Regions from separate parts of the Mus musculus genome. Here region 1 is linked to region 2. A link is a loop called in an ENCODE intact Hi-C map of the cell type or tissue named here. Cell type or tissue: heart. All regions are shown on one strand. Links, peaks and the distances in the headings refer to the core of each region. The heading gives the core; the rest is flanking DNA. Region 1 overlaps Sufu (SUFU negative regulator of hedgehog signaling). Region 2 has its middle 22 kb from the start of Trim8.

Evidence for each region. Hi-C counts contacts between places; a loop is a spot of excess contacts. Peaks named below come from ENCODE experiments on the same cell type or tissue, not always from the same donor. Only the 100,000 strongest peaks of a DNase experiment are listed, where the experiment ranks them.
Region 1: it touches region 2 in a loop (3-fold over the local background); 2 of 42 quality-filtered maps call a loop at or near these places.

The regions. Positions count from the first base shown.
Region 1 is chr19:46,450,290-46,461,260 of GRCm38, reverse strand. Sufu (SUFU negative regulator of hedgehog signaling) reads right to left here. Exons shown (of 12, transcript NM_001025391.2): 5 at 10,597-10,682; 6 at 10,298-10,370; 7 at 7,946-8,099; 8 at 6,415-6,526. Among named protein-coding and RNA genes, the nearest start is that of Trim8, 46 kb to the left of the region's middle. In heart, for the core only: a CTCF peak has its summit at 8,574; DNase peaks (open chromatin) are centred at 2,149, 3,180, 6,000, 8,640 and 2 weaker places; H3K4me3 peaks cover 2,339 bases; H3K27ac peaks cover 7,588 bases.
Region 2 is chr19:46,518,128-46,529,098 of GRCm38, reverse strand. No RefSeq gene overlaps it. Among named protein-coding and RNA genes, the nearest start is that of Trim8, 22 kb to the right of the region's middle. In heart, for the core only: a CTCF peak has its summit at 4,172; DNase peaks (open chromatin) are centred at 4,328, 4,758, 5,078, 6,408 and 1 weaker place; H3K4me3 peaks cover 2,576 bases; H3K27ac peaks cover 6,644 bases.

The DNA.
Region 1 (10,971 bases), core at 1,562-9,561, 68 kb after region 2:
CCTCCTCCCGGCTCTTTATTGTTTCTTTGAGACAGGGCTTCTCTACGTAGCCCCATGACCTGTGTGTACACACTTATCATATATACCAGGCTAGCACTGAACTCAGAGATCTCTCTGCCGATGCCTCCTGAGTGATGGGATTAAAAGCATGTGCCACTACATCCTGCTTATTTATTTTAACAAACAGGGAGTCTGTCTGTCTATCCATCCAGTCTAGAACTTTAGACTGTTCTGCCTCAATACGCACCTGCTGAGACTCCAACTATGTGTCACCATGTTCTGCTCTGTCTCCATTTGCAAGTGTACACAGTGGAAAAGAGATGTGGCTCTTCAGGCAAAGGACCACGGTTCAAACACTGACTGGTGCTTATTCCTAGTGCCTTGATTCTGCAGGGGCCGATTTCATGGAGTTTGACAGTGTCTATGTAGCCCTGGTTGGCCTGAAACTCCCTATGTAGACCAGGCTTTCTTAAACTTGCAGCACTCTGCCTGCCTCTGCTCTCACGTTCTGGGATTAGAGGCTTGTACTACCATGCCCTGGCTTGACTCTATACTAATAGAATCGGGGCAACGGCACTCTACTGCGTGAAGTGGGGGGAAACAGCAATCCCCTGCCCCATAGGTGATATATAATACCTACTCAGCCTCAAGAACTCTCCAGCCTAGGGTCCTGCCTGTGTTCAGAGCACAGAGGGCAGGTATGTAGAATGGTTATACTTGATCTTTGCCAAAAGATCAAGGAGTGACTACCATGACAATTCAGAAGTGGACCTAATCCTCCTCTTTGTTGTTACCACCGTCTGTATAACACGATCTATATTTACCCTTCTCACTGTATAAGGTGACTTTCCACATAGCCTAGCACACCTTCCAGTGGAAAGACAAGCCTCCTGATTTGCAGTCCTAGGTGGTGTATGGCACATGCTCCAGTCACCCTGCCTTCACAGCAGACTGGCAGAACCTAATCTATAGTTCTCTCCCCTCTGGAAAGGTCTTACTTCTCCACACTCACTGAAGCAGCGCTCTCTGCCTCTATCCATGGCAACAGGGGTGGGAGGAAGAACCAAGCAGCTGAAATTCCTGCTAGCCACAGTCCTCATCCTGTGATACTCATGACGTCTACACTGGCCACATGACTTGAGACCTTCTCCTTGGGGACACCTGGAAGCAGGACACTGGGCTTGGTGACAAATCAGAAGTGAAGTACAGTGGCCTGGCAAAGCCCCAGTGCCACCTCTGGCTTTGGCTTTTTGCCTGGGAGATTATTCCCATTGCTTTCTGATTGCTGACAGAAGCTCTGAACTTTCCAGAGAAAGAGCCACTTGTAGGCCTCTCCTCAGGTCAGGCCTGGGAAAGGGTGTGAGGGAGAGGGAAGCACAGGGCCGTGTCTCACTGACAGTACTGATGAGGGGCAATGTTGCTTCACACAAACATCACACATGCACACACGTGCACCCACACGTACACACACACACACACACACACACACACACACACACATACACACACACCACACGAAGCTGAAAGGACAAAGGCAGGCGGAACAAGATCGTAACAGAGGTGCTGAGCTTCGGAAGATCCTCTGGCCACTCCATCTCACCTGGCTCCTCTGGCTTGGGGGTAAGGCCAGGACCCCTGTAGTCTCGGGTGAGAGCCCACTCTGCCCCAAGCTTTCCTTTCTCTGAGACACTGAGTCATTTCCTTTCTTCAGCTGTCACCTTTGAACCTTCCCTTTCCCTTCCCTGCAGAAATGACTCACTGCTGAAGTGTTGGGTGACACCGAAGATCAAGGATAGATGATAAAAATATTCCCGATTGTGCAACGTGGTGAAGGGGATGCAGTGTTTGCACCTAGACTCAAAGCGCCAGCCAGGAACCTTGAACGATGGCCACTGCTTGGTCTCTTTGCAGAAGTGGCGCAAAGACCAGAGTCAAAACATATGTTGAGCCACGTCAGCTTTGTCCTTTCAGACGTGGCTCTGAGCACGGCCATACAGACCTTTAGCACGACAGCTAGGTTCACAGTGAAGGAGCCAAAACAAAGCCCGTGTTCCAGGAGCAGTGGAGACGAGGCCCTGGCCTCTCCACTGTAGCCCTGAAGCAGGGTTCTCTCTGGGCTTTCCAGAGCAAGCGACTGTACTGTGCCAGTATCAGAACTGCGAGTGAAGCCACCGTGACAGAGAGGCTCCAGGCTGTCTGCTGCCCTAACACATAACCCCGACCGACAGCGGGGTCACATCCTAATCTGTCCTACGTACAAAGTGGCACCACAGCAACCAGCTGCCTTCCTAGGGGGAAACTCACCTCCTTCACCCAAACCCACTGGCAGAGTGGATGAAACCAGAGAGCTTCTTCTAATTACACTTCATGGACACCATAGGCTGAACAAAACAAACAGCTAAAGAACAACTCCCCGGCCGGCCGGCCAGGATGAGATGGGAGTGAGGGGCAGCAAAGTCACCCCATCCAAAGACGGGGGCAGAGGCCTGCACAGAGGTAAAGAGAGGAGCAGGTCTGTGTGTGTGGCTCTTACCTGCAACCCCACTATTCGGAAGGCCAAGGAAGGAGCACGGCCCTGAGTTTAGGCCAGCCTGTGCTATTGGCTACCTGTAAGTTCCCGACCAGTCTGGGCTACAGAGTAAGACTTCCATCTTAAACAGAAATAAATAAGTAAGAATAAATAAATAAATAATAAATAGAAAGAAGGAAGGGAGGGAGGGACGAGTGAGTGTGTGTGTGTGTTATGTGGAAATCTTACAGAGGTAATATCACAACAGGAGAATTCATTCTTCAGGAAATTAAGGGGTGGGGGGAGCATCCTGACACACTTCGGGTGCTATTTTAGACAAATAAGAGGCCTGGCTAAGCAGTGATACTAAGCTTGCTTGCTTTTGAAAGGCCTTCTGACTCCTCAAGAGCCTTCTCTCTAACGCACATGTACACACACATGATGCCTGCCCCTCTTTGGGAAGATGTAAGACCCAGAGTTGCTTATGGAACTCTCCTCTTCAGTGAGTCACTGGCTAAGTGAGGACAGGGACAGGATGCTAGAGGAGCAGCTTACAGAAACAGACCTTCCCCTGCACACACCTGACCACACAGGCTCGCCTGTCACCATGCCCATGGAGAGGCAGGAAAGCTAATATCAGCCTCTGGCTGACCAGGGACCTCAGACAGACAGGATGTCCCATGACTCCCACCCTGGATCCCAACAAGTGTTGGCAGGAACAGCTCTGGACCAGGCTGTCCTCATGTGGCACAAAGGGCTGCTTCCCAAACTCACCCGAGCAGGCAGTGGGAAGGGAGGCGCCAGCAAGCCGAAGGAGGCTTTTCTCAACTGATCATCTTGGGAAAAGGCAGATACAAATTTCATGGCTGGAATGCAAGGGTTGTGAAATGCTGAAGACGCCCCAAAGAGGGCCCAGGACTTGCCTTCCAGGAAGGCAGTGGGAAGAAGGCTGGCAACAGTGGATCGAGCAGAACAGGTTACCAGAGGGGCTGCCTTTCTGGGAAGCAGGAAATAGGGCTCCGGAAAGAAAGAAATCCCCTGGTCCTGAGGTGGGAGATGAGCCAGAGATAGGGTTTGTTTCTGAAGAAGAAAATGAGGCCTGTGTCTAAAAGTAATTCTATAAATGAGCCAGTTATGACACAGCTCATTATTTCTAGAATCATCGGGGCTAATGAGAGGTCTTTCTTACAGTGAAATAAGCCTGGCAATCTGCTAACATGGACCTAGCTTGTCCTCGGTGCCATGTGAGAGCTTGTCCCTATTCATGCTACAACCAGTTAGTTACCTGAGTTCCTCTGGTGAGATCATTATTATCTCAGAGGCACAGCCCGCATGGTCCTCACCTCACGGTCCCTGAGCACAGGGCAAGGAGGACCACACTTGTTGAGTGTGCCCTAAGCTACTTATCAGCTCCCTGGCCTCACCTTTTTCTTCTGTAAAAAGGAAAATACATAATAGCATCTACTTCTTACAGTGGCTTCGAGGATGAATTAAATTAATACTGGTATAAACTTTTGGCTGCTATGGATATATGAAATTAGCAAGTAGCCAATTCCCCAAGTAGGCCAGGACCCAGCGGCTGATGCTCAGCCAGATCAGCTGTTCTAAACCAATCCATCTCTGAGACCTTAGGTCAGATCCAGACCCACAAAGACCTATGCATCAGACTGCCTAGCCCAAAGTCCTGACGAAAGGAAAACTGGCCAGGCAGACCAAATAGGGCCCATGCTGTGACGGCAGCTTCCCAGGGGGAGAAGGGCAAACAGCGGTGCCAGCACATTTGGGACTGGCTTTCTCTGTCACCATCTTTATGGTGTGTCTGAAACGAGGTCAGGTCCCAGGGTGGGCAGCACAGATATTACAATGGTGCTTGCTAATCTCAACTGAGCTGACCGTTGTTGAGTTGGAGACAACAGAGAGCGAGACTCTGGGAGCTCTGAGAGCACGCTGGGGTGGTCCTAGCCGGGGAGTGAGGAGGAGAAACCACTGCTCAGCTGCTTGTTAAGTTGGCAAACAGGACCAAGAACCTCAGAGGGAGACATTGTCACCCCTCCGGATGTCAGATTTCAGCTCCTTGGGGACCTTGAGCTGCAGGGAGAGCAGATGACTCCAGACCTATTCTCACTCATGTCTTTATACCAGCCAATGCAGAGCAAAGAGTGGGGACAAAGGGGACAGTCTTCTGCCAAGTGCCCAGCCCACCACTTCCTTACTGCCCAGTTGTGGTGTCTACAGGAACTGAGAGTCCAGCCTGTGCCCCATGCAGTGTCTAGGGACACAATAGTCAGACACATAAACAAGACAGAGAATGAGATATCAGGCATGTCTCAGGTCAAAGAAGGCCAACAAGGGGCTCCCCGAAAGCTCTCTGTCAGAAGCCCTGGCCTTCTTTGAGAGGTGGGAGGGCCATTTGGAAGGTGACTGGCTCCACATTCCATGAGAACTACTGGAGGCTACAAGCCCATTACTGGCCTACCACCAGTGCCAAGGAAGTCGGTATAAGAATTCATACTTGGGGCCTAGGGAGGAGCACAGCTCTGGGTCAGGGTCCAGGCTGCAGGTGGAAAGCTTCCAGATGCCCCATGACACAGCTTGGCTATCTGCTACTGCCAGAGCAAAATCCAAGCAACTTAAGAAAGTCATTGGCTGCAGCTAAAGGCGCTGGGTAGCACTGGAGGCCTCCCCACGCTGTTAGAGAGCTCAGGTTTTCCTGCCTCTGGATGGCAGGTACACCAGGCAAACAACAGTGGCCGGAAGCAAGCCCAGAGTAACCCTGTGGGTACCCTAAGCAGCTCCCAGGGCGCATCCTCAATGCTGACCAGCCAGGCCTCTGCTCCCAAGTCCCTGTAGCAGCTTCCCACGCTAGCTGCAGGCCTCGCCACACAGTCCGGGTCCTCTCTCTCCACACATGCTGCCTATTCCACATACTGTGTTTGCCATCGTGCGCTGCATCACTGATCTTTCCAGGATCATGAATCAGCAACCGCAGCCTGATTCCAAACCCATGGTCATTTTTCAACAAACTGTATATGCAGTCAGATTGCACATACCATGACTGGTTTATTGTTTCCCCCAAAGGAAGGCCCTGTGCATCCCAAATGGCCCCAGGGCTTGAGGTTGCCACACAGACTTCGTAGAGGGTAGGTGGATCACCCTAGTCTTGTAGGATTAGTCCAACTCCTTTTCCACCCTAGCCCGAGCAATTTCCACCCAGGCAGGCGAGGTCCCAGCTCTGAGTGGCCAGCACCCTAGGCCATTATACTGTGCAAGAAGGGAGTTCCCAGCCCACCACTTCCCTTCTAACAAAGGAGGAGGTGGGAGGAGGACAGGTCTGACCTCCGGGGTTGGCTGGTTTCTCCTAAGGACTACAGGACCCTTAGACAGGCAGCAGAGGCCTGCAAAGGACTTGCCTTCCCCTCTCTGGGCCCCAGGAAAGGCAGGCAGGAAGAAGGGCCTCAGCAGCAGGCATGCAACTCAGGGCTAGCCAGACAAGGAGGTCCCTGGGGTTGTAGCTATCAGCCAGAGCCCAGGCTCCAGGAAGGAAGGAAGGGCAACTCTGACCCAGAGTGAGATAAGGAGGGGACTGGCTTAGCACAATGGGCTCCCACAAGGCTCACAGGCCCTCAGTCAGATTTCTGTCCCAACCTGGACTCTCTTCTGTTCACACAGCCCATGTAAATATTTACTGCTGTTTGTACTCATGGTCTGCAGAGTCCCCTTTGAGGTCCTTTGCTACAGTCCACAGATCCGTGTGCCCTGCCTGGATCAGGGCTGCCTTTAAACCTACAGACTCGGGGTCCATTCAACAAGAACCATGTACACTCTTCCCCTCATGCAATCCTCAGGGATGGCCCCTCGAGAAAAACACCGTCCTTTTGTCCTAGCCCCAGAACACAGACACTTACGGAGCCCTGTCGTGGGTGAGGCCGTTCTGTCGCTGAGAATTGATTGGTGGAAGGACAGGTTTGCTGTTAATCTCCAGTCCCCGCCTCAGGGTCTCCCGGATCTGCTCTGTGTCTGCAATGAAATCACAAAGTTGCCGGAAGGCCCTCTGGGCTCCCAGCCTGAGAGAGCCTAGAACAGTGGTGGCAGCACTGGTGAGAGGCAGGGCATGGTCACACGTCAGCAGGCCCAGCACTCACTCAGCAGTGGCGGCTGAAATACGAGTTCAACAAGCTTGAGATCAGCTTGGGTGGGCTACACACAATAAAGGAAGAAAGGAGAAAAGGAGAGATGGATGGGCCGGCAGTACTAGTGGAGAAGGCACGACCAGCAACTTTGCGGTGTGACTTGGTACTGTACAGTGAATCATTTTACAATAATTAAAAAACAAACAATGCTGGGCATGGTGGTACATGTGTGTAATCCCAGCACATGAGCGTGTGAGGCAGGAAATGAGAAGCCAGCTTACGCTGCAGAGAGCAAGAGAGCCTGTCTGCGAGGTAAACAAGAAGTAAAAGAGCAGCGATGACTGCAGCTATAGACATGACTGCCAGCCTCTCTACGGCATTCCTCTGTCAGAAGCAACTGGACGTGAGCCCCTGACACAGGAAAAGAAAAGGGCTCAGATGTTTGCACTAGAAGTTGAAGTTGCGGAGGAGGAGGAGGAGGCAGCTCAGGAATTCAAGGTCATCCTTAGCTTCACAGAAAGTTAGAGGTCAGCCTAGGCTACATGAGACCCTGTCTCCAAAGTAAACCAAGTCAGGTATTTTATTCAAGGCCAAAGGCATTTTATTCTTTGATAAATGAAAAAGAAGAACTGAGAAAGGAAGGAGACAGAAAGCCTTAAACATACATGTATATAAATGGCCACTTTTCCTTTGGCATTAGCCAGGGACAGCCTTAGCAAAACAAAACTAAACAAAACAAAAAAAACCCCACAAGTCCTTCTGGAGCCAAGAGCAGCATGGGAGCATCCAACAGGACGCCACATCCTCCTCCTCCTCCGAGAGCTTACCCAGAAGGCAGAGGCAGAGGGAGCTAACTTGCCACAGACTCTGGGACTGCAGAGGAGGCCAGTGTCGGGCTTCACACTCGCTCCCTCTCATTAAAAGCCCAGGAAGGTTCAAGGAGAGAGGTTCTCAGGCTTGGCATGGCCTTCAGGCCAGAGCTGGGGTCTGTGTCAGTTCTGTGGTGGTGAACATACGCTGTAGTGTCTTTGGGTGGACTGTGTACATTTTCTGTTAACTATTCCATGGTTCATACTCACATACATGAGGTCAGATTCCAAGGGGCAGAGTGTACACACAGAGTATACTAGTGTGTTTGAAATGCACACAGGAAATAGCTACAAACAGGCCAATAATGCTCATATATAGTTCACCCACATTGGAAAAATTCATTTGTCAGAAAATAATCAGAGTGGGCTGCTATTTAGTTAGAGACTTGTCCTGGGGAACCTGGAAGGAAGGGAGCAAGGCAAGGGAAGGTCTCAACCTTTGCCAGACAGCCTCCGAGGCTGTGTGCCGAGGCAGATGCTCCGGCTATCCTCTTCATCCTCCGGAGGCCGGCTGAGGTCATCCCAGGCACACTTGGCACTGACGCCGCTCAGGTTAGAACCGTCTGTCTCAATGCCTTTGTCAACTCTCTCCTGCTTGAAAAGAACCAAAGAGTCAGAGTGCCTTCAGTGAACTCATGTGCCCCAAGGTTACTGACCCTGGCCCAGCCACTCCACTTCCAGTATTAGCCCTTGTAGGTGCTGAGCATGGACAGCTGCTATGAGATCAGGGTCTCATTGACCTTGTTCTGTTACAAGCATAACGGCCCCTGCCAGCCCCTGGACTCCTCTGGGAACAGGGTTAGGGGAGGCAGCAGGAATGAGCCTTGGACACTTCCTTCCCACCAACATCCAGCACAAAGGCCTTTGTGCATCTTTCAGCCCCGACAGCTGTGGCCCTCAGAGCTGATGGAGGAGACAAGACCTATTTCTCTAAGGAAAGGTGGAAGGCTTCCCCTCTTCCTGATCCTCCAACAATGATCATACATACCCCACCTCACCCCCTACAGGAGTTAGGGTAGAAGCCCGCCCTGACTTGGGAACCCATACCTGCAGTTCTTCATTATAACAGCTAGAGGGGGCCATCGCCCCAGAGCAGAAGTGCTCCCTGTGCCTCTATGCCAGCTAACTTTGGCAGAGGGCTCTGGATGGGGTTCGTTTCCATTTCCTAGGCTGCAATCGGGGTCTGAAGGGCAGTGACGGGTGCACACTTCCCCAGAGGCCTTGCCTTTGTGTAGACATTGGCACGCTTCAGTCTAAACTTTCTCCAAATGGCCTCAAGGAAGAGTTGTACTCAAAACATCGCTGGATTTTCTGGTAAAACTTAATTCTGTGGTGCTGGGCTTTGGCTCAAAGGTCATCTGGAAGACGCTAGCAACCTTGTCCATAAACAGCCATACAGGCCAAATAAGCCTCCTGTGAAAAACTCCTCAGAGCCCCCATGTCCCTGTGCCAGTCTGTCCCTCTCCAGGGCTCCTAGACAAGGGCATTGTTCTATGCCTTGGTCACAGATGGTCTCCTATCCATAAGCCACCCGTTCTTCTCTCTTCTGCTGCTTTTGCTGCCTGGATGAGGCAGGCAGGCAGCAGGCAGGACACAGCTCTAGCTGTTTCCGGCAGAGCAGAGGAGAGGGGCTGGAGCTGCTTGGGGAGAACCTGAGTTTTCTTGCCAGCAGCTGCCCTGAGACCCTCAGGGGAAGGGTCTGCTTGCTCTACTAATTCAGGGGACCAAGTTTTTTTCTGAGTATAGGAGATAAACAAGAGCCTACAGAGCCCCATGCTGTGTCCCAGCATGGCTGCAGAACAAGGCTTAGGGGATGAAGCCTCCATGGTTCTTACATAAGCAGAAGCCACACAGAAAGCAGGTTCGAAGCAGAGATACCCCTGGCATCATCGAGACCATTTCAGGGTTAAAGGTACCCAGAAAGTGGAGGAGCCTCATGTGTAAAGGAAGAGGCTGTGTGCCCCAGAACTCACAGGTTGGTAGCAAAGACCCCATAGGTCTGCAAACTACACGCCACTGTACAATTTGAAGTGCCTAGTCGCTGCCATGGCCTGCCTTACAGGCCCATGGGAGCCTTACAGAAACATGTCAAGTTCAGAGATGTCCATGGCCTGCCTCTGCTGCGAGGTGAGCAGAAGGAGCTGGGCTCTGGTGCTTCTACCCCTGCATGGTGTGCAAGAAATGCAGCAATGCTCCGGGGCTTCCAGAATGCAGCTGTGTGCCAAGCAACCATCTATTCTAAACCACAAAGTGACACTGACACTGTCCCAAGCAGTCACAGTAGTGTCAGCTGCAGACTGGCAGGGTCTAACGACTCTTCCACACATCAGAGAGTGCCAACCTACCTGGGCAGGGCTGGGGAGTGAGTTAGGAAGAATGACAGGATCATTAGACCAATCAGCATCCTGCAATGGGCTGTGGGGTCAGCATAGCCTGTGCTGCTGTCTGATACAGGGGAGGGCAGCTCCCTGAAAATGTGGTAAAATGGAGGAGTAGGGAAAGAAGCAATATTCCTTATGATTACCTTTCTTTGTTGGTGGTGATCTAACTTTAAGTTGATATGTAACTTACATATAATAAAGTCCATTCTTTTTAAATGCACACATATATGTGTCAGGCTTGCTTTTCTGGGCTGAAATCTCTGTTTTCCTATGTGAGCTGTAGAATTCAGGCGACAGACCATGCCTTATCCTACTGGCTCACACACAGAGCTCCTCCGCTCTGTCAGGATGAAAGCCAGTGGTATTTGGAAGAGTGTGCTAGCAAGGTTTTCCTCACTCAAGACATACTTGCAGGTGCGGATCGATCTCAAATATGGTTTCTCCCCGCCGCATGTCAGTTATCAGCCAGGGACCGCCAGCACTGTGGACAAGGAGAGACGGTGGTAACTGGGGGCCTGCATTGATCGGCAGACATAGCCTTTGCTGTCCCAGGCCCAGATCATAAAGGGAAATGTTAGTGGTCGGGGACCACAGAGAACTGAGTGCCCCAAACAGCAAAGCAAGAACTCTACAGGTGGGATGGAGGGAGGACAGCCACCCTGAAGACCCAGGGTCCAGGCCTCCACCTTATGGGGACATGTACTCACATGGGCACTGTCCGTAGTAGTTCCAGGATGCCCTGCCCGTTCCACTGTTGGGCTGAATGTAACTCCTCAGTGCAGACACCAACAATCTGTGGCCCAGGATAAGAAGCCACTGTGGTTTAATGTCCATCCCTCCAACTATCTGTGCTTTTTCAGGGGTGTCTTAAGTAGGGGACACATAGGTAGGGTCTGTTTCAAGGCTGGTGTCCCCAAAATGTAATGGCTCCCTTAGGAGGTGCTTGCCTAGCTAAGGGGTTCCTGAGTGCACAGACAGGCACAGAGCCTACCTAGCTCTTGGCTACAGAAGAAACAACAGGCAGATTATGCCTTAAGTCAGGGGAAGTCGTCCCTAAGGCCAGGGGTGGTCAGGTAGCTGTT
Region 2 (10,971 bases), core at 929-8,928:
CTCCGCCCCTGTGCCTCCCCCCCCATCCCAGTGAGCCCTGGTAAGACTTTTGCTCTGCGCACCATTGCTTCTGAATGTTCAGGGGGCGAGGGCCGAGGCCAGAGGGCAGGCAAAGTCCACAGTGTATACTCCAAGCAGTTGTGGGAAAAACCGAGCCCTGCTCTCACCCTCCCTGTGTGGCTCCTTTTGGCTGGATTCCCTTCGCCCAGTGCAATACACCCTTTCCCCTTCGCTCTCCCTTGGTTACTATGGAAACAAGGGTGTCATTGATGTGGGGCTGAGCTGGGGAACATGTCGGTGCACAGCTGAAAGTCAGCGATTATGCCGGTGGTTCGCTCTGCCCGGTAGAAAAGTCCACAGCCTGAGATGCTGCAGAAGGACAGTCTTACCGAAGCCCTCCCCCACACTTCCCTCCCTCCCTCTGTCCCCTGTCTCTGACGATTTCTTTATTCCCCTCCGGACTAAAGTGGTGGCTATTTTTATGCCAGTCCGTGCCCCACCCTCACTGTTGGCCGCTCCTTATCCGGCCTGGGCCTGGAGAGAGTGACACCATGTCACCCTCACCAGGCCCAGTGTCTCCATTCCCTTCCACAGTGCGCTTTGATTCCCCCCTCCCTCTCCTTTTCGGGATGCTTCTTCCTTTATTTTTAGCTCTGCTCTCCATGTGGTTTCGGGGTTCGGTGTGATCCATCGGAAGGTTCTTTTTTTTTTTTTTTTTTAGTCCCTTTTGAAAATGATAATCAAAGGAAGGGACGCGGTGTTTGGTCACGTGGAAAGCTCAATGTATAATTTAGACGTCTGTCAAAAAAACGCAACAAATAAAATGTAGCTGCAACGAAGGCGGTCTTGGAGTGGATTGTGATCTCTGCTGGAACTCCAAGAGGGCCTAAGCAGCTTTGCCCTTTTGGAGGTTAGGTTTCCTCAAGGGAGGGCTGTTTTCAGAAAAAAAACACCACCACCAGGTGATATGAAAACCACCACCACCGCCATTGCTGCAGCAGCAGCAGCCACCCGCCTCACCTTACCCCTAGCCCCATGCACCTCCTGCGTAACTAGGCAGCACTAAGCCCACTTTGCAGTGGAAGAAACAGAGAGGCCTTTGCCTCAGCTAAGGAATTTGCCAGCATCACAGCTCCTGTAAGGATTGGTGGAGCCAGAAACCTAGGTCCCCTGCTGTCTCTAAAGGAAAAAAAAAAAAAAAAAAAAAAAACAAAAAACAAAGAAACAGTACCACAGCCCACTTCAGTCCCAGCCCTCACCTCCTGCCTGTTCAGCAGCTGCCTCCCACAGCCCTCTGCACCAGTTGTCCCCTAGGCTAGCACTGCCTGCTCTTCCCGGACTCCCAGTCCCCAGGGCCTCAGGTCCTCTCATCACAAAAGCACAGTTGCACATCTCTTTCCTTCCTTTGCATAGGTTCAGCCCCATGGATGGCAAAAAGGAGGGAGCCGTCAAGAACATTAGGGCTGCCAGGGACACTTGCAGTCACCTACTGCCTACTACTGAGTCCTCTTGCTGGAAGCTGCCCAGAGAAAATGCTAGCCTTTGGAAGGGCAGCCTGGGCTACTTGAAACCCCATCTCAAAAACTCAGAAGTCTAATGGGGACACTCATGAAAGGTGACAGGCTTAGAGGGCTATGGTCTTGCTCACCCCTTCATCTACTCCTAGGGTCCCTCCTTACCCACAACAGAGGGTGAGCAACCGGCAGGAGAGGGAAGCCAGAGGCGAGGCGAGAGGAGAGAAAAGGCACAAGGTGTCCGATGTGTCACCGGACATTCAGTTCATCTTGAATTTCAAATAAAGACTAGTTTTTACTTCAGCTGTACTCCATACAATATTTGGGACTTTGTTATAATACTCAGGAAAACATTATTTATCTGAAATTAAAATTGAACTTCCATTCTGTTTTGGTTTTTTCTTTTGATAAACCTGATGTTCCTACCAAGGACTAAAAGAGGACTTGTGAAGAGCAGTGGGCTTGCATCCTCAGCCAGGCAGAGTGGCACAGGCCAGTAATCCCAGCACTCAGGGGCCATGTGCCCGTAATCCCAGCGCCCAGGGACTAACAGGCTCAAGACTAGCCTAGGTAACATAGTAAATTATTTCAAAACCAACACAAAATGTCCAGCTATGGTAGCACACGACTTCAATCCCAATATCTGAGAGGCAGAAGTAGGAAGATCTCTCTCTTGTGGGTGGGCTCAGGAGCAGCCTGGGTTATGTAGACAACAGGGAGAGGAGCTCAGAGTCCATGCCTGGAAACCTGAGTTCAGTCCCCAGAGCCCACACAAAGTTAGATGGAAAGAACCAACTCAGCGAGTAGTAGACACTTCTTCATGCCTCAGTCTCTTGTGTGTAAAATAGAGAACTAGGAGGATTCGAGAGTAGTTATGCTCGGTGTGTAATGTATGTGAAATCTCTGCAGCTATAACAAAAATAATCTGGCACTTTCCCAGACTCCCAAGGCGTCTGCCTCCACCTCCATTCCTAACCCTGTGTGGCTCTGTGACTCTCAAAGCAACATACAAGCAGTCTGCCTGCCTGCCGCCAGCCTTCCCGGAGGGGCTGGCAGACCCCCCTCTCTCTCTGAGGATCCCAGGGCCACCCCAACCACACCTCCTGCAATTAGATTTGTAAGTGGGAACAGGCTCTCATCAGAGACTCCTGATTGGCTCCAGGCAAAAACACAGTTTAGTGCTCAGTCAAGCTGCATTTTTAGGGCCCTCTGTGCCCCCCTCACCCCCCCCCCAATTGCAATCTGTTCTGTAATTTCTTTTTCCAACACTGCAGAATGCAGAGATGCTGCAGCCACCACCAGCAGGGCAGGGAGGAGGGAAAGGGCTTCTGTTCCCTGCAGAGCATCTGCTGGTCCAGCGCTTGGTGGATAGAGGTGTGTGTGTGTGTGTGTGTGTGTGTGTGTGCGTGCCTGCGTGCGTGCGTGCACACTCTGAGAACCAGTCACAGGCATGGACCTGTGGAAATACAGTCTGTAACCAGCAACCAGACCTCCACACATCAGGGGCAGCTGAGAAAAAAACAGTTAAGTCAGTATCCTTTTGCCCCAGAAACAACTTATTTATTAATCTTACTTAACCTTGGCAAGGACACTATTAACTGGAGATACTGAGTTACTTGTCCAAGATCTCACAAGAAGGAGACAGAGGAGTCAAGGCCGGCTCACTGGGCATGGTGGTGCATACCTTTAATCCCAGCATTCCAGAGGCAGAGAGAGGCTGGCAGATCTCCAATTTCAAGGCTAGCCTAGTCTACAAAGAGAGTTCTGAAACACTTACACAGCTACACACACAAAAAATATCACCACCACCATCATCATCGTAATATCGATAAAAGACAGGCTCACATTATGTTATTCTGGCTGGCCCAAACCCACTATGTAGACCAGAGTGGCCTCAGACTTACAGAGATCCTCCTGCCTCTACGCTGGCACTAACCCAGTTCCTTTTTGACTTCCAAAGCTGTGATCTTAGAAGCCCAGAAAGAAGGCTGGAGGGCTGGCTTGGTGTGTAAGAGCACTGGCTGTTCTTGCAAAGCACCCAGGTGCACACAGTGCACCGACATAGATACAGGCAAAACACCAATATGTGAAAAATAAAACAACAGCAATCTTTTAAAAAATTAAAAAATAAAAAAAGTTGTTTTGAAAGAAAGAACACAGGAATCCCCTTCACAAAGAACTACAGAGCAATTTCCTTCCTTAGTGTGAAGTGCGGTGTTCCAGGGACAAAAAGCCCTTGCTAAAGAAATTAAATATTAATGACAGAATTTTAGAGAGCAAATGGGGTGCAGGAGTGGGCAGAAGTCTTGGCTGGGGTACCTGAAGCTGGGGGGCTGGGGACCAAACAAACTGTTGCCTCTTCTAGTGATTGGCTGAGTGGATTCTGCTAAGTAGTCACCACAGCCACGTGCTTCCAACAAGGAGCGTGGAGCACCCAGGAAACGTGCTCCCAACAAGGAGTGAGTGTGGAGCACCCAGGAGCCGGAGCCCGCATGCAGCTTGGGCTCCTGCTGGCTCCTCGTTTGGAAGCCCTGGCTCTCCATCAGGACCATCAGTGGCTAGGAGCACCTGGAGGACAGGCCTCCAAGGCACAGTAAGGTGGGCCAGGGATGACCTCACTCGGCCTTTGGACCTTCCCCTAGCTGCTGCTCCCAAGGCCACCAGCACAGGGCGCCAAACAGGAACCAGCCCCACCCTTAAAAACAAAAGAAAGCAGCTGGGCTCAGCTGGGAGCGGGTTCTGGGCTAAGTCTGTTGCTTCCAGTCTGAACCAGAGATTGGCCAAGTTTGATCTAGGTCATTGGAGCAGCAGTCCTGACCGTCCACTCTGACTTCCCGAAGGGAGGGGAGGAAAAAGAGCGGCTTGCAGGACAGACACGCCCCCTCCACACACCCACAGCTTCTGCCTGCTGAGCAGTCTTGAAAACTAGAGCCCAAAGAGGCCTGTCATCTGTCTCCATTTTCCTCCTTCGGACCCACATTGGACAGACTTCACACACTGGCTAGCATATCCTGGCCTTTTCTTTCAGTCAGGTATCCATGTGTAGGGCACAAACTTCACATTCATCCTTAGGAATGGCTTATCTGTGTCACTAGCTCCTCCCCGCCTGCTTTCCCCATCCCATCTCCGTACACTCTTCAGAGCCCACCAGCCTCCCTCCCTGTCTTACTTGCACCAAAAGGTCAGAATCAGGGAAGAACAACAGTCCCCACATCAGCCCCCATACACAGAACGTGGCTGATCTGGGGCTTTCCAGTCCGATGGGCTGGGACTTCCCTTAAGCTCCCAGATGACAGAGCTAAAGCAGTTTCCCTGCCACAGATGGCTTTTTGGAAAAGAGGGGATCATCTTTGGTTGCCACCAGTAGCCCATCCTGAAGCCAGAAGACTGACTTAATCCAGCCCGACTCTTCCCCTCAATACACCGAGCCCCCGAGATAGATTTCATCCTGACTCGCTCTCGGCCTCTCTCCACCCTAAGACCTGCAAGAACTAGCAGGGCAGTGAGTTGGGCAGAGAGAGAGTGGGAGGGAGCAGGATTCATTCCGCGGCTGGGATATGCTGATCCAGGCAGGAGGCGGGGCCTGCACAGCTGCAGGCAGCCCCCCTGCCCTGAGCCCGTGAATGGGCATGCACCCTCCCGCCTGCCTGAACTGCTCCTGAAACAGTTGGTCCTAATGAACACTGCGCAGGCAGGGCAGCTGTGGGCATTATCCATATGCATGGGAGGTGTATATTTATCCTCACATCCCACTCCACTCTGCAGCTGCCGCCATCTCCTGTGCCAGGAGAGTGAGCGGGTACCAGGGCCCAGGCTGCTCTTCCCACCCCCACCCCACGTCCTAGCCTTCCCTGGCTAACCCACACCACAGCCTCCACTTGACCCATTTAGAGGCAGAAGTGCGTGTGTGTGTGTGTGTGTGTGTGTGTGTGCGCGCGCGTTTGTACGCACTCAAATGTGTGAGTGTATTTGAGAGCGAGTGTAAGACAGTGCGCACACATCCAGTTGGCGCTTTTGATTTCCTCTGAAGCCTCTTGATTGCAGGCACACAATGGCATCTTGCTGCCTGCCCTGCTCCCTCAGCAGCCTGGGGTTCTGTGCTGCCTCCTCCCTAGAGCTGAGATTTTTCTGCTGACTCTGGGCACAGGGTTGACAAACCAGGAAGAGAAGCCTGAACTAGGCTCCCACCCTTGACCCTGGTCCTTTCTAAGCCCCCATATCCACAGTGGCTTGTATTCCTTATCTCTCCCCACATTCTCTCCTGCTTCTGGCCCCTCCTCCCTGTGGAGGTCAGAGCTATTGTGCAAAAAGGCAGTCCCCTGCCTGAAACCTGCTTTCCAGGTTTCTAGGGCTCTCAAGCTCAAAACAAATCCTCCTCCTCCCCCTCCTCCTCCTCTTCCTTCACCCCCCTTCTTCCTTTTCTCTTCCTCTTCCTTTTCCCTTCCTCTTCCTCTTCCTCCTTCTCTTTTCAAACAGAGTCTCTATATAGCCACTGGATCACCACATGGACCCTACATTCTATTTATTATATGTAACTACACTGTAGCTGTCTTCAGACACTCCAGAAGAGTCAGATCTCCTTACGGATGGTTGTGAGCCACCATGTGGTTGCTGGGATTTGAACTCCTGACCTTCAGAAGAGCAGTCGGGTGCTCTTACCCACTGAGCCATCTCACCAGCCCGGACCCTACATTCTAAATGAGCTCTCCTCCTTGCCCTCCGCTAGAACTCCCACACCTGCTCCAAGAGTGAACGTCTCTCTCCTTTGTGCCTCTCTGTTTTATCTCTCCTTTGGGACATGATTAAGCGCCGCCTGCGTAGAAGCTGAGGGCTACCACTGCTTAGGTTAGGAACTTGGTTCTCCTGCCCTTATTCATTGAGCAAGTATCTCCGGAGCAGAAGCAAAACTCTTACAGTGGCCTCAAGTTCCCTCACTGTCTGGATGACCTCATCGTTCACTACCCTGTTCCTCCCTCACTCTTTCCAACCACATTCACCCCCTGACTCTTCCTGAAATGAACTTCTGCCGGAAAGCTGCGAGCTCATTTCTCCCGCCCGCCCTGCTTGCTATTGCTTCAAATAGCTCCGGATTTGACCCTCACATGCATACATTCTTGAAGTTTTCTTTCTTCCTTCCTTTCATTCTTTTTCTCTTTCCTTCCTTCTTTCTTTCTCTCTTCCTCTCTCTCTCTCTCTCTCTCTCTCTCTCTCTCTCTCTCTCTCTCTCTCTTTCTTTCTTTTTGACAGTGTTTTCTCTGCTTAGCCCTGACTGTCCTATCCTAGAACTTGCTCTGTAGACCAGGCTGGCCTCAAAATCAGAGGTCTGCCTGCCTCTTCCTCCCAAGTGCTGGCATTGAAAGTGTGTGCTACTATCACCCCAGTATTTTTGAAGTTTTCTGCTCAGTAGAGCCTACCTACCTAGCTCCCTGTATAAGAACCTACAGACCACCCCCCTCCTTCTCATAGCCCCACCCCCTAACTCACTTTCATTTTCCTTGGTGGTATTTGCTGCTAACCCATGATTACTTATTTACTGTTGTCATCTGCCTCTTCCTCATTAGATTATCAGCTCTAAGATGGGCAGAGGTCATGTTCAGTGGCATTCTAACACTGGAGTGATGCCCAAGACCAAAAGGATCTCAGTGGATATTTGCTGCCTGAATGAATGAATGAATGAATGGCACAGTGCTAGACTCTGAACCATCAAAGATGACTAATATTGCATGTTTTCACAGGGAGTCATATCCTAGCTGGAAATGTAAGCCCTAAAGTTTGTACCCTGACATTTAAGCCACAATTAGATTTTTTTTTTTTTTCAAGATAGGGTTTCTGTGTAGTTCTGGCTATCCTGGAACATACTCTGTAGCCCAGACTGGCCTCAAACTCACAGAGATCCTCCTGCCTCCTGAGTACTGGGACTAAAGGTGTGCACCACTACCACCGGCTTTTTCTTTGTCTTTTTCTTCTTTAACTTGTGTATAAGTATGAGCAGAGTCTCTGGCCTGGAGCTAGAGTCACAGAGACGATATGCTCTGAATCCTGGGGCCAGTTCTCTAGCCCTGTGAATCACAGTTAGACTGTGAAGGAAGGCAACAGCATGCACAGGAAATGAACCTTTGACCTACAAAGAAGGAAGGGTCTGAAGCCCAAAGCCACTGGGACCTGGGACCATGTGGACTGTTGGTAGACTGATCCTAAGTATATGGTTTAGTGGGTAAAACCTGGAGTGCCACAGCTGGCAGGGAGGGTTCACTGGTAGATCCCTATTAGGCTACAAGCTGTCCATTTGCATCCATGCCTCCTCCTGTATGATGCCCTGCAGCAGGGACGCATATGGACAGTGTTTGATACCAACATCCAACTGACAAACAGGACATCCATATGTCACATGACTCCCCGCCATTTTGTTCCCCTAGGTAGACCAGAAATCCACATGACTTTTTTTTTTTTTTTTTTTTGGTTTTTTGAGACAGGGTTTCTCTGTGTAGCCCTGGCTGTCCTGGAACTCACTCTGTAGACCAGGCTGGCCTTGAACTCAGAAATCTGCCTGCCTCTGCCTCCTGAGTGCTGGGATTAAAGGCATGCGCCACCACCGCCCGGTTTCCACATCACTCTTAACACAAGGCCCTTCACAAACTGTCCCCTTATTCTAGTTCTGACATGTGATGTGAGATGGTGCCTGTCACCCCTCACCTCCATTCTATAAACGACACATCATCCCACATACCACCCCTGTGTTACCTCAATGTAAATAATGAAAAGTAACTCGGGGCACAGAGCAGATGGGTTCCTTTTCAAGGAAGACCCAATTACTGAAGATCTAACTCGAGAAGTCATAAATAGCCGAGTTTGCTGCAGTTGAGAGAAATTAAGCACACAGCAATTAAAGAAAACTGGTCTCCTGTGGAGGGGATAGGCAAAGGCCCTCAGTGCAGAACTCTGAGGTAAGTCCACAGTCCACTGTATGGCCAGAAGCAGCCCTGGGCCTTCTTGGGTGGGTCCAGTCACCAGATGTGTATTTTCACTGTGGGAGAGATAGATGTCTTCCACATGGAAGACGGTTGCCAGCCATCTGCCAGGGTGAGTTCCTCAAGACTACTGGAACCCATCTTGCTGTGATCTTACAGTGTTTAGGATTCCGTGTGGTGGAATTCATCCTGCCCTGAAGGAGAAGGCTTTGGGGAGCAGGTGGAAAAGAGAGAGAAAAACATAAGGAAGATGTGAGTGCTGTCTGCTCTCTCTCAGGCCAGGCCTCTCTGGCTTGCTCTCCTCCCTTCTCACCTTTCAACCTCAACTGCCTCTACTCTACAGTACTTCCTGGTGTGTTCCCCATTGCCCCTTGCCTCCAAAAAAATTCTAGAACGACGGCTCTTTAAAGAGCCTGGATTCAAGGCCTTTACCTTGACATTTCTGTTCAGAGTAGAAGGCACAGGGGGCAGCTTACCCTCTTAACTTTAAGGAGCTGGCTCCAGCCCTGTGAGGTCATGGATACCTGTCCTGTCAGTATCTGGCAAGCTGTGGCAAGAGATACTGTGAGTTTATGGACAGCCTGGATTGTACATAGTGAGACCCTGTCTCTCAAAAGAGAAAGAGTTGGGCATAATGACATCCACCAGCAACCCTAGCACCAGAACCTGTTAGCAGAGGTTGGAAAACCTTCACCAATCTGATCCACATAGTGAATTCCAGGCCAGAGCCTCAGAGACTTTGTTTCAAACAAAACAAAAGCTGGGTATGGTGGGCCACTCCAGCAGGAGGAGCCCTGAATTTGAGCCTAGCCTGACCTACAGAGAGAGTTCCTGGGCAGCCAGATTTACACAGAGAAACCCTGCCTCAAAAATAAAATAAAATAAAATAAAATAAAATAAGAGTGAAATGGCATAAAAAAAGGAAAGAAAAGGGAAAGACTATTCCAAAGTCAGTGTCAGGATTTTAGGGTCTCTCCTCCTTAGCCTGGTGGCCCTCCTGTCTGTCTGTCTGTCTGTCTGTCTGTCTGTCTGTCTGAGGCAGGGTTTTTCTCTTCAGCTCTGGTTATCCTGGAACTCACTTTGCAGATCAGGGGCTGGCCTCGAACTGAACTCACAGATATGCTTGCCTCTGCCTCCCCTGCTGGGGCTAAAGGCCTGAGCCAGCACCCAGCCCCCTCCTTCTTTATTGTTTTGTCCTGTTTGGCTGACCCTGCTTGATCCTCATGTGCTGCAAGTTCCACCAGACCAGCTATGAAGGCAGGAGCACCATCCCAGGACTGTAACCAAGAGCCCCTGGGTATATGGAGTCTACCTCCTTGCACTTTGCATTCCTGGTAACCTTTACTGATAAAGGCGAGAGAGTCTCAACAGTTCTTTTCCTGCTAACCCTCCCCCCCCCCCCCCAGAATTTACTGGATGCAGAGGTCTGGTAGGGAATCTCCCACGTGCTAGGTACCCTCCTGAAGTTGCTAACCAATGGTTCCCACATAGGGAGAAGATGAAGGTGACTGAGATCCGGTTTGATGACTAGGCTCTGAGTGGGAGGGTGTGAACAGGGCTTGGGAGGACTTCAGAACTGAAGCTGAAAGGTCAGGGGTCTCTGTGTAGGGAAAATGCTGACGTTGCTCAAATGGCCCTTCCCATGGTGTCCTGGGCCCCTAGGTATCATTCAGAGTGAGGAGAGGTTTTGTGTTTTGTATTAAAAAAATCTGGGGTCTGGGGGAGTCAAATACCCTGGGACAAGGGGTGGAAGAGCCAACTGTCTCCAGCCCTTCTTGCCCTCAGTCCATCTTCTTCTTAGGCGTAGAGATGCTTCCGGCAGTTGCAGGGCCGACCCCCCCCCCCTGCCCTGCAGCTGTTCTCCAGCTGCCCAGCCCCACCCCAAAGACAGCTGGGAGAGGCTGCGAGAGGGGGCGGGAGCCTGCCCAGCTGCTGGCTTTGCCTGGGTCGGGGGAGGGCTGTGACATAAAAGAGCTCGACAGGCCAGGGTAGTGGAGGAAACCGCCCCCCTCCCACCACCCCGCCGGGTGGCCTCCTCGCGGGCTCTGTGCGCATCTGGGCCACAGGAGCTGCCGGCCCTGTCTGTGGGGTGGTGGGGAAAAGTCTGTCGCCTCCCAGCACTTCCTGGAAGGGGAAGGCATGGTGGCCTCCAAGAAGGAGTGAGGATGAGGGGCACAGGAGCCTGCCTAGAGGACAGTGCACCTGTGTGGTACAAGGCCTGCCCCTCCAGAGAACCATAGGAAAAGTTCCTCCCTGCTTCCCTAAGCGGGCCGGGCCTCGGGGGGGGGGGGGGGGAGGGTGGGGTGGAGTTGGGGGTGAGCGGGAGGGCGGCACTTAAGCCTTTTCTGGGCCTCTGCCCCTCACTCTGCTAGGAGGTGGGTGACAGCTGCTTCTACGAAGCCAGGACAGCTGGGTAGCTAGGGACAGCTGGATGGAGTTTTTCCCGGTTTCTCCGCTGCCCAAACAGGATCTGGGCCTACAGCTGTGTG